Linked DNA regions of Homo sapiens: region 1 is linked to region 2. A link is an interaction called in ENCODE POLR2A ChIA-PET data of the cell type or tissue named here. Cell type or tissue: MCF 10A. All regions are shown on one strand. Links, peaks and the distances in the headings refer to the core of each region. The heading gives the core; the rest is flanking DNA.

Region 1 (5,381 bases), core at 147-5,146, 55 kb after region 2:
TATTATTATTTTTTTTTGGAAGACAGGGTCTGGCTTTGTTACCCATGCTGTAGTGGTGCGATGTTGGCTCATACAGCCTCAACCCCCTGGGCTTAAGCGATCCTCCCACTTCAGCCTCCTAAGTAGCTGGGACTACAGGCATGCGCAGTCACACTGGGATAATTTTTGTATTTTTTATAGAGATGGAGTTCTTGAGTTCTTGGGTTCAAGTGACCCTCCCGTCTCAGCCTCCAAAAGTGCTGCGATAGAGGCATGTGCCACTGCGCCCAGCCAAAACTCTTGCTTACGAATTTTAGCACCTAGTAGTCGATCTTGCCTATGGGAATTATTACTGTAATGTTTTAATGGTACTTTTCTAATTCACTAATTTCTTCTATGTTTTTTGTTAGAATGCTGTGAGGAAAAGTCCCTTCTTCCCCATTTTTGTAATTTCAGCTACTTATTTATATCAGCTACTTTATATATCTATATATGATGGATATTTATTTTTGAGTTATGACTCAATACTGTTAATATTTTGTAGCTTGGCTTGTTCTAATTTTAGCCATTGGAAACTCTTCCAGATTGGCTCCTGTGCCCTTTTCATATGTCTCATTCTTCTTTTTTTTTTTTTTTAAGCATTTCTTTGCTTTCTGACATCACAAGATGCCTACCCCAGCCATGGAATTAACCACTTCCTAAGGAACCATGGTTCTTTTTATTGGAGAATGCTATCTAGAAACAAAGATTTGGATGCCACATATTTATTATTATTAGACTGTCACTGCTTCTAGTCCCACTCAATGGATAGATAGAAAATGTAAATTGGCTGGGTGTGGTGGTGCACACCTGTGGTCCCGGCTACTTGGGAGGCTGAGGTGGGAGGATCACTTGAGCTTGGGAGGTAGAGGTTGCAGTGAGCCAAAATCGTGCTACTGCACTTCAGCCTGCGTGACAGAGTGAGACACTGTCTCAAAAAAAAGAAAATGTATGGCCGGGCACAGTGGCTCATGCCTGTAATCCCAGTACTTTGGGAGGCTGAGGCAGGTGGATCACCTGAGGTCGGGAGTTCGAGACCAACCTGACCAACATGGAGAAACCCCATCTGTACTAAAAATACAAAATTAGCTGGCTGTGATGGCGCATGCCTGTAATCCCAGCTACTCAGGAGGCTGAGGCAGGAGAATCGCTTAAACCCGTGAGGCGGAGGTTGCAGTGAGCCGAGATCGTGCCATTTGCACTCCAGCCTGGGCAACAAGAGCGAAACTCTGTCTCAAAAAAAAAAAAAAAGAAAGAAAGAAAATGTATATAGACAGCTGTTCCTTAGCATCTGTGAGGGATTGGTTCCAAGACTCCCTGTGGATACCAAAGTCCACAGATGCTCAAGTCCCCTATATAAAACGGTATAGTGTTTGCATATAACCTGTGCACATCCTCCTGGATACTTTGTTTTGGGTTTTGAGACGGTCTCATTCTGTTGCCCAGGCTAGGGTGCAGCTGTGCATAGCTTACTGCAGCTATGAAGTCTTAGGCTCAAGCAATCCTCCCACCTCAGCCTCTCAGGTAGCTGGGACTACAGGTGTGAGCCACCACGCCTGATCTCCCAGATACTTTAAATCATCTCTGGATTACCTGTAATACCTAATACAATGTAAATGCTATGTAAATTATTGTGCTATTTTTTTTATTATTTTTTAAAAATAAATTCTGTCTATTGTTGGTTGACTCCATGGATGCAGAAACCAAAGATAATAGAGGGCTGACTGTATAGTTAACTCATGCAAATACACACATTTATGTGTATTTCTGTACATATCTGTGTGTGTGTGTCACTATGACTGTGAGTCTATATTGGTAACAGTTCAGCTCCAGAGGCCTCATTCTGGCCTTCCCTCTTATTTATAATGCCTTTCTCTGACAGAAGCCTAGCTCTCATTAGCTACAATATATGTATGTACTTGTTCAACCCTAATATACAAGTAGCTTCAGAACCGTTGGCCTCCTGTGGATTCCAGGCTATGCCCTACAAAAAACAGATTTACCACCTAAAATACAGTGCTTGTATACAGTTCTTTTAGTCTTTAGCTTTTCAGTATTGTGTCATAACATTTTTTTCAAAGATATTTAGGTTCAAAATTACATTAGTTCTGTTCTTTCACAAAATCCCTTCATTGTGATTTTGTGCTTCGTTGGTGTAACAGGTTCATCTGTTATGGTCTACATTCTGTCCTCCCCCACATATCCTGGTTAATTTGTAAATTTACATACATTAAAATTCAGTCTTTCTGGCATACAGTTCTGTGGGTTTCAACAAATGTCTTGTATCCGCCACCACAATACTATACAGAACATTTCAGTCACCCCCAAGATTCCCCTGTGCTGGCCCTTTATAGGTAACCACCCCCCTTCCCCACAGCTCCTGGCTACCGCTGATCTGATCTGATCTGATCTGTTCTCTGCCCTTTTAGTTTTTGCTTTTCCAGAGTCATGTAAACGGGATCACAGTTTGACCTCTCGCTTCGCAAAGTGCAGTTAAGTTTCACTCATCTTGTGTGAATCAGCACCTCCTTCTTTTTTATTGCTGAGCAGTAGTAGTCCACTGTGTGGATATACCACTGTTCATTCATTTGCCCATTTGGGTTATTTCTAGTTTAGGGTGATTAGACTCTTGTAAACGTTTGGGTACAGATTTTTGTGTGAGTGTAAGCTTTTATTCTCTAGAGTGTTACATGCTGTATTAGTCTGTTTTCATGCTGCTGATAAAGATATACCCGAGACTGGGCATTTTACAAAAGAAAGAGGTTTATTGGACTTACAGTTCCACGTGGCTGGGGAGGCCTCACAATCATGGCAAAAGGTAAAAGGCACATCTCATGTGGTGGCAGACGAGAGCTTGTGCAGGGAAACTCCCCCTTATAAAACCATCAGATCTCATGAGGCTTATTCAGTATTACAAAAACAGCACAGGAAAGTCTTGCCCCCATGATTCAATTACCTCCCACTGGGTCCCTCCCATGATATGTGGGAATTCAAGATGAGATTTGGGTGGGGACACAGCCAAACCATATATGCCTAGGGACAGGATTGCTGGGTGTGCAATAGAGAATTTGTCTGGCCTTTGTCCTAGTTCCTGGGAAGTGCCCTCTAAATCCTTGGCATTCCTCAAGTGTTAGGAGTTATTTATGGTGGGCCTTGCTAGTGTATGCTAATGAGATGACTCAGGATCGGGGCTGGCTACACCAGAAATGCTGTGGGTGTCATTAGACAGTTGGAGCTCTGAACCATGTGATAGCCCAGTTCAACTCATTGCCAATGATTGTTATGCCTACATAAGGAAGTTCCAGTAAAAAATCTGGACACCTGCCGGGCACAGTGGCTCACGCCTGTAATCCCAGCACTTTGGGAGGCCGAGGAAGGCAGATTACCTGAGGTCGGGAGTTCGAGACCAGCCTGACCAACATGGAGAAACCCTATCTTTACTAAAAATACAAAACTAGCCAGGCGTGGTGGCGCATGCCTGTAATCCCAACTACTTGGGAGACTGAGGCAGAAGAATCACTTGAACCCGGGAGGTGGAGGTTGCCGTGAACCAAGATTGTGCCATCGCACTCCAGCCTGGGCAAAAAGAGTGAAACTCCGTCTCAAAACTGGACACTAAAGCTTGAGTGAGTTTCCCTGGTTGACAGTACTCTGTATTTATATATATATATATATATATTTACATATGTATTTATATATATATAAATATATATAAATATAAATATATATATATTTATATTTATATATATATATATCAGTGTGCCTGGAGAGTAAGTTGTCCTGAAGTCAAGGGGCCTTCACATTTGGGCCTCTCCCAGGCCTCACCCTATGTATCTCTCCCTTTAGCTGGCTTTATTTGTAACCTTTTGTCATAATGAAACTCTGATCATAAGTGCATTTCTGAGTTCTGTGAGTTGTTCTAGTCAATTATTAAACATGAGTAGGATAGCAAATACGCCCAAATTTGTAATCAGCTGATCAGAAGTGAGGGTGGCCTCAGGATCCCGGAACTTGGAGCTTGTGTCTGGAATGAGGGCAGTCTTGTGGAAGACTTTGCCCATAACCTGTACAGTTTGACCTAACTCCGGGTGGTTGGTGTCAGCACTCATTGCACTGAGTCATATGGTAAGTAGAGTCTTTACTGAGACGCTGCCCAACCTCCACAGTGACATACCATTCTGCATTCCCATCAGTAGCACATGAGAGTTCCAGTGGCATCTCACAAATATTTGGCACTGCCAGAAGTTTTTTAGCCATTCTTTTTGGTTTTTCTTCTAACCAACTGAGCTAACCAGCCATTTTTTAGCCATTCTAATAGGTGTGTAATGGTATTTGTTTTGCTAATATTTTGCCAGAACTTTTCCATCTATATTCAGAGCGATCCTGGTCTGAAATTTTCTGTCGTCATCTGATTTGGTGTCAGAGTAATGCTGACCTCATAAAATGAGTGTTCTATTTTCTGGAAAAGAGGGTGTAGAATTGGTGGTATTTATTTATTATTACTTTTTTTTTATCTCGGCTCACTGGAACCTCCACCTCCCAGGTTGAAGCGATTCTCCTGTCTCAGCCTTCCGAGTAGCTGGGATTACAGGCACCTGCCACCACGCGCAGCTAATTTTTGTATTTTTAGTAGAGACAAGGTTTTACCATGTTGGCCAGGCTGGTCTCAAACTCCTGACCTCATGTGATCCACCCACCTTCGCCTCCCAAATTGCTGGGATTACAGGCATGAGCCACCCTGCCTGGCCTTATTCTTTAACTGTTTAGTAGAATTCACCAGTGTAACCAACTAGGAGGAAACTTTTTTCTTTTTTTTTTTTTTTTTTGAGACAGAGTTTCACTCTTGTTGCCCAGGCTGGAGTGCAATACTGCGATCTCAGCTCACTGCAACCTCCGCCTCCTGGGTTTAAATGATTCTTCTGCCTCAGCCTCCTGAGTAGCTGGGATTACAGGCGTGCGCCACCACACCTAGCTCATTTTTTTTTATTTTTAGTAGAAATGGGGTTTCACCATGTTAGCCAGGCTGGTCTTGAACTCCTGACCTGGTGATCTGCCCACCTCAGCCTCCCAAAGTGCTGGGATTATAGCCGTGAGCCACCGTGCCTGGCCAGGAAACTTCTTTTTCTTAGGTGTGGTGTGGTTGGTATTTACCTTGCTTGGTGTGCTCTGATTTTTTTTTTTCTTTTTCCTTTCTTTCTTTTTTTTTTTTTTGAGACAGAGTTTCACTCTGTTGCCCAGGCTGGAGTGCAGTGGCATGATCTCGACTCACTGCAACCTCTGCCTCCCGGGTTCAAGTGATTCTCCTGCCTCACCCTCCTGAGTAGCTGGGATTACAGGTGCGCACCACCACACCCAGCTAATTT
Region 2 (5,381 bases), core at 246-5,245:
CTTTTAAGGTTTCAGGTACGTTCACCAACTTTCTTTCAAAAATCCCGGGACCAGCATTGGTACATTACTCAGTTGGAAGCTGCACAGACTAGTTATATCCAACAAATAAACAACCTTAAAGAGGTAAGAAAATATCTATTTCTGTTTTGGTGTTTCCTATTGTCCTTTTGGCTTGTTATATTTGTAATTAGATTTTATATATTTTATTGCTATTTGTAATTTTGTAATTTGTAATTAGAAAAAAAATCTAGTTATCTTGTTCCCCATCCTTACCAGTTCTGCAGTGTCCAGTTTAGTAGACACTAGCCACATACGGCCATGTAAATTTTTATTTTACTTTATTTATTTATTTTTTTTGAGAAGGAGTCTCGCTCTGTTGCCCAGGCTGGAGTGCAGTGGTGCAATCTCGGCTCACTGCAAGCTCCGCCTCCTGGGTTCACGCCATTCTCCTGCCTCAGCCTCCTGAGTAGCTGGGACTACAGGCGCCTGCCACCACACCGGGCTAATTTTTTTGTATTTTTAGTAGAGACAGGGTTTCACAGTGTTAGCCAGGATGGTCTCGATGTCCTGACCTCGTGATCTGCCCACCTCGGCCTCCCAAAGTGCTGGGATTACAGGCATGAGCCACCACGCCCTGCCACTTTATTTTTATTTTTTTTTATTTTGGAGACAGGTCGGACTCACTCTTGTTGCCAGGCACAATTTCCACTAACTGCAGCTTCAACTTCCCAAGCTCGGGTGATCTTCCCACCTTAGCCTCCCAGGTAGCTGGGACTACGAGCATGTGTCATGGCTAGTTTTTGTTTTTGTGGAGATGGGTTTCTCCATGTTGCCCAAGCTGGTCTTGAACTCCTGGGCTCAAGCAGTCTGCCTGCCTTGGCCTCCCAAAGTGCTGGGATTACAGGTGTGAGCCACTGTGCCTGGTCTGTAAATTTAGCTTAATTAAAATTAAAAATTTAGTTCCTTAGTTGCAGTAGCCACATTTCAAGTGCTTGCATTGGTTACTGCAAATCTAGAGCATTTCCATCATTGCATAAAGTTGTTTTGAACAGTGTGGCTGTAGTTTGAGGTAAGCTGTTTGTGTTTCTGTCAGTGACTTAGTTTCTCTTCCACAAGTTATCTTGGATTTAGAGGATTCTAGGCTATAGCACAATTAAAAGTTGTCCCATCTTGAACTCTTACTATTGTTGAATGAGCACTGGGGAAGATTAATTGATGAATTTTTATTTTACAGTGGTAAACTAAGGAATGTTTCATTTCCCTTAGGAAGTTAGGGTGTGGCAGGAGGTTTGGAGTGCTGAGAGTCGTTAATAGGTCAGGGAGGAAAATGTGAATAAATACATGCTTTCAGAGATTTTCATGTTAAATGTGCTATTTAAAACTGCCTGTATTCACTATACTGTTTGCTAATTGTATGTTTAGCTTAGGCTGGATATGAAAGAAGGAGGATGAGCATAAATGGGGCAGTTTATCTTTGTCATCAATTTTTTTTTATAAATAAAAGGCAGTAGGGATTCAGAGAAATGGTTTAAGAAATGGTGCCAAGTGAGGTGGCTCATTCCTGTAATCCCAGCATGTTGGGAGGCCGAGGCCAGAGGAACATTTGAGCCCAGGGGTTCAAAACCAGCTTGAGCAACATAGCAAGATACCGTCTCTAAAAATAAATAAAAATGAAATTAGCCAAGCATGGTGGCACACACCTCCAGTCCCAGCCACTTGAGAGGCTGAGGCAGTAGGATCGTTTGAGCCCAGTAGTTCAAGGCTTGCAGTGAGCTATGATGGCACCACTGCACTTCAGCCTGGGCAACAGAGTGAGACCATTCTCAAAAAATAAATAAAGCAATGGTTTTAGAAACATCTGGATGCATTTTTTTTTCACTTGAGACATCTTTTACTGTGCCAGTGAGCTGTGGCTAATATTTGTGCTTTTCTTGTTTTAAAAGAGACTTACTATTGAGCTGTCTCGAACTCAGAAGTCAAGAGATTTGTCACCACCAGATAACCATCTTAGCCCCCAAAATGATGATGCTCTGGAGACACGAGCTAAGAAGTCTGCATGCTCTGACATGCTTCTCGAAGGTGGTCCTACTACAGCTTCTGTAAGAGAGGCCAAAGAGGATGAAGAAGATGAGGAGAAGATTCAGAATGAAGATTATCATGTAATAATGAGGCCAGTTTTAGATTTTTGTGTTTGATTAAAAAAAAACAGTAGCATCATGGCTTTTAACATATTATGTGCTAAAACAGTAGGCTAAAAATATTGTCCATTGATTTCCATTAGTAATGTATGTATGCCCTTATGTAAATGTTAATAAGTCAGAAGTTGTTGAATCAAAGCATTTCAAGGTTGTGAAAAAAACAATACATTGTATAAAACAAACCGTGATACACATTTTAAAACCTAAACTACCATACATTGTGGATTTTAAAAATGTGTTCTGGCCGGGTGCGGTGGCTCACACCTGTAATCCCAGCACTTTGGGAGGCCAAGGTGGGTGGATCACATGAGGTCAGGAGTTCGAGACTATCCTGGCCAACATGGCCAAACCCTGTCTCTACGAAAAATACAAAAATTAGCTGGGTGTGGTGGTGCTTGCCTGTAATCCCAGCTACTTGGGAGGCTGAGGTAGGAGAATCACTTGAACCTAGGAGGCGGAGGTTGCAGTGAGCCAAGATTGTGCCACTGCACTCCAGCCTGGGAGACAGAGCAAGACTCTGTCTCAAAGAAAAAGAAAAAAAAAAGGTGTTCTATTTTCATTCACTGAAACTAGTACATGCCTTATCATTACTTACGTAGGTAGACTGATTTAGGATTCGGTAGCTAGCCAGGTTCTATCCCAGCTAAACAACAGTCAGAATCCAGAATAAGAGTTCAAGAAGTAGTTGATATTTTTACATAAGAAGGGATGCATAGACAGTTGGTTTTTTTGTAGTAATTTTTAAGATGAGAGACTTCAGTTTTAAGTTAAAATGAAGGACCCAGTGGGTCGAGAGAATGCACAGATTAAGTGCTTTGATAAACTAGAGATAATAGGGTTTGGAATGGAGCAGTCAGGTGAAGCAGTTAACCTTTGATAAACTGAGTTAAAGGAAGGGTGGAGTTTGCAGGTAAGGCAGCTGAAAAGTTGGGGAAGTTTTTGCTTAATAGTGGGTATTTTTTTTCTGTGCAGATAGGTGACAGTGTTAATTAATGACCTTGATAATGGTAAAATTAGGTAGAATTGAGGAGTGATGGTTTGAAACGTTACTCTGTGAGGAAGCTGATGTGGAATATGTGAAGGATTCCAGTCACACTGAGGGCCCAGCTGAAGGCGGCACGCATAAGTTAGTAAAATGATATCAGTCAGTGTGGTTGTGTGATTTTTCTCTACAGGGCTCAGCAGCTGAGGCACAGGAGCAGAAAATAGATTTTTGAAAACTGTATTATTCTTTGGTGCTTGGTTTATGGGCTGGATGGGGTGATCAACTGAGTAGAAACATTTGGAATAGACGTCTTGTTTTCTTGGCATTGATCTAGCACGAGCTTTCAGATGGAGATCTGGATCTGGATCTTGTTTATGAGGATGAAGTAAATCAGCTCGATGGCAGCAGTTCCTCTGCTAGTTCCACAGCAACAAGTAATACAGAAGAAAATGATATTGATGAAGAAACTATGTGAGTTTCCCACTTTACTACTGTAAAGCATTTAAGTGGTAATTATTAGAAGCATATTAACTAACTCACACTTAAATGTAGGGATATTCAGCACTTTTTTGAAAGATTGAATCAATAGTCAGTTTTCTCTCTCTAATCTCTGGGCTCTTAGCCAATAATTTTTGTTTGTGTTTTAACTTTTAAATTTGAATTTTGAAATTATTTTATACTTAAGAAAAGTTCAGAATTTCATGTTTCCTTCACACAGATTCATTCCCTATGAATATTTTGCTTTATATTTCTCTGTATATAATTTTTTCTGAAACACTTGAGATCGAATATACTTCTCATTGTGTACTTTTCTAAAAACAAGGATATTCTTACATAACTATAGAATAGTTATCAAAATCTGGAAATTAACATTGATGTAATACTGTAACCTTCTAAAAATTTGCCAGTAATGTCCTTTGTCAGGATCATGTTGCATTTAATTGTTAAATCGATTTAGTTATCTTCAATCTGGGTTACTTTTTTTTTTTTCCTTTTTTTTTGAGACGGAGTCTCGCTCTGTCGCCCAGGCTGGAGTGCAGTGGCATGATCTCAGCTCACTGCAAGCTCCACCTTCCGGATTACGCCATTCTCCTGCCTCAGCCTCCCGAGCAGCTAGAACTACAGGCGCCCGCCACCTCGCCCAGCTAATTTTTTGTATTTTTAGTAGAGACGGGGTTTCACCGTGTTAGCCAGGTTGGTCTTGATCTCCTGACCTCATGATCCGTCCACCTCGGCCTCCCAAAGTGTTGGGATTACAGGCGTGAGCCACCGCACCTGGCCAATCTGGGTTACTTTTTTAAAAATTTGTTTTTCGGCTGGGCACGGTGGCTCACGCCTGTAATCCCAGCACTCTGGGAGGCTGAGGCGGGTGGATCACGAGGTCAGGAGATCCAGACCATCCTGGCTAACACGGTGAAACCCCGTCTCTACTAAAAATACAAAAAAGAAATTAGCCAGGTGTGGTGGCAGGCGCCTGTAGTCCCAGCTACTTGGTAGGCTGAGGCAGGAGAATGGGGTGAACCCGGGAGGCGGAGCTTGCAGTGAGCTAAGATCACGCCACGGCACTCCAGCCTGGGCGACAGTTGAGACTCTGTCTCAAAAAAAAAAAAAAACTGTTTTTCATGACTAATACTTTCTGAGAAATACAGAATAGTTTATTTTGTAGAAAGTCCCTCAGTTTGGATTAGTCTGAAGTTTCCTCATGATTAGATAGAGGTTACACACTTTTGGCAGGGATACTACGGAAATGATAATGTATCCTTTTCACTGCGTCATACAGAGTGGAGCATGATGTCAGTATGTCCCATTACTTGTGGTTAATTTTGATCACTTAGTTGAGGTAGCATCCGCCAGGTTTCTTCACTCCAAAATTTGTACTTTTTCCTTTATAATTAATAAGTATCTTATGTATGGGACTGTAAATATCCTATTTTTCATCCTACTTTTTCCTATGAATTTTGACACCCTTTGATGAGTGTTGCCTGAAAAAGGTTACTGTGTTGATTGCCAAGTGGTGTTTTTCTAATTCCATTATTTCTTACTCATTCATTAGTTGCAATTTAAGGAAGAGCTTTTCCTTCTGCCCTGTTAATTGATGAACTAATGAATTTCATTAATGTGGATAATTTTTTTTTTTTGAGATGGAGTCTTGCTCTGTCACCCAGGCTGGCATGCAGTGTCACGATCTTGGCTCACTG

What was found. ChIA-PET counts read pairs that join two places held together with the same protein. Peaks named below come from ENCODE experiments on the same cell type or tissue, not always from the same donor. Only the 100,000 strongest peaks of a DNase experiment are listed, where the experiment ranks them.
Region 1: POLR2A ChIA-PET joins it to region 2 with 5 read pairs; 3 of 35 experiments call an interaction of 5 or more read pairs at or near these places.

The regions. Positions count from the first base shown.
Region 1 is chr17:58,990,639-58,996,019 of GRCh38, reverse strand. It overlaps a transcript of TRIM37 not described here. Among named protein-coding and RNA genes, the nearest start is that of TRIM37, 110 kb to the left of the region's middle. RefSeq lists a silencer at 2,323-2,523. In MCF 10A, for the core only: no CTCF peak of the experiment used is centred there; a DNase peak (open chromatin) is centred at 3,169.
Region 2 is chr17:59,045,956-59,051,336 of GRCh38, reverse strand. It overlaps TRIM37 (tripartite motif containing 37), which reads left to right. Exons shown (of 24, transcript NM_015294.6): 14 at 9-123; 15 at 1,944-2,159; 16 at 3,518-3,654. Among named protein-coding and RNA genes, the nearest start is that of TRIM37, 58 kb to the left of the region's middle. In MCF 10A, for the core only: no CTCF peak of the experiment used is centred there; no DNase peak of the experiment used is centred there.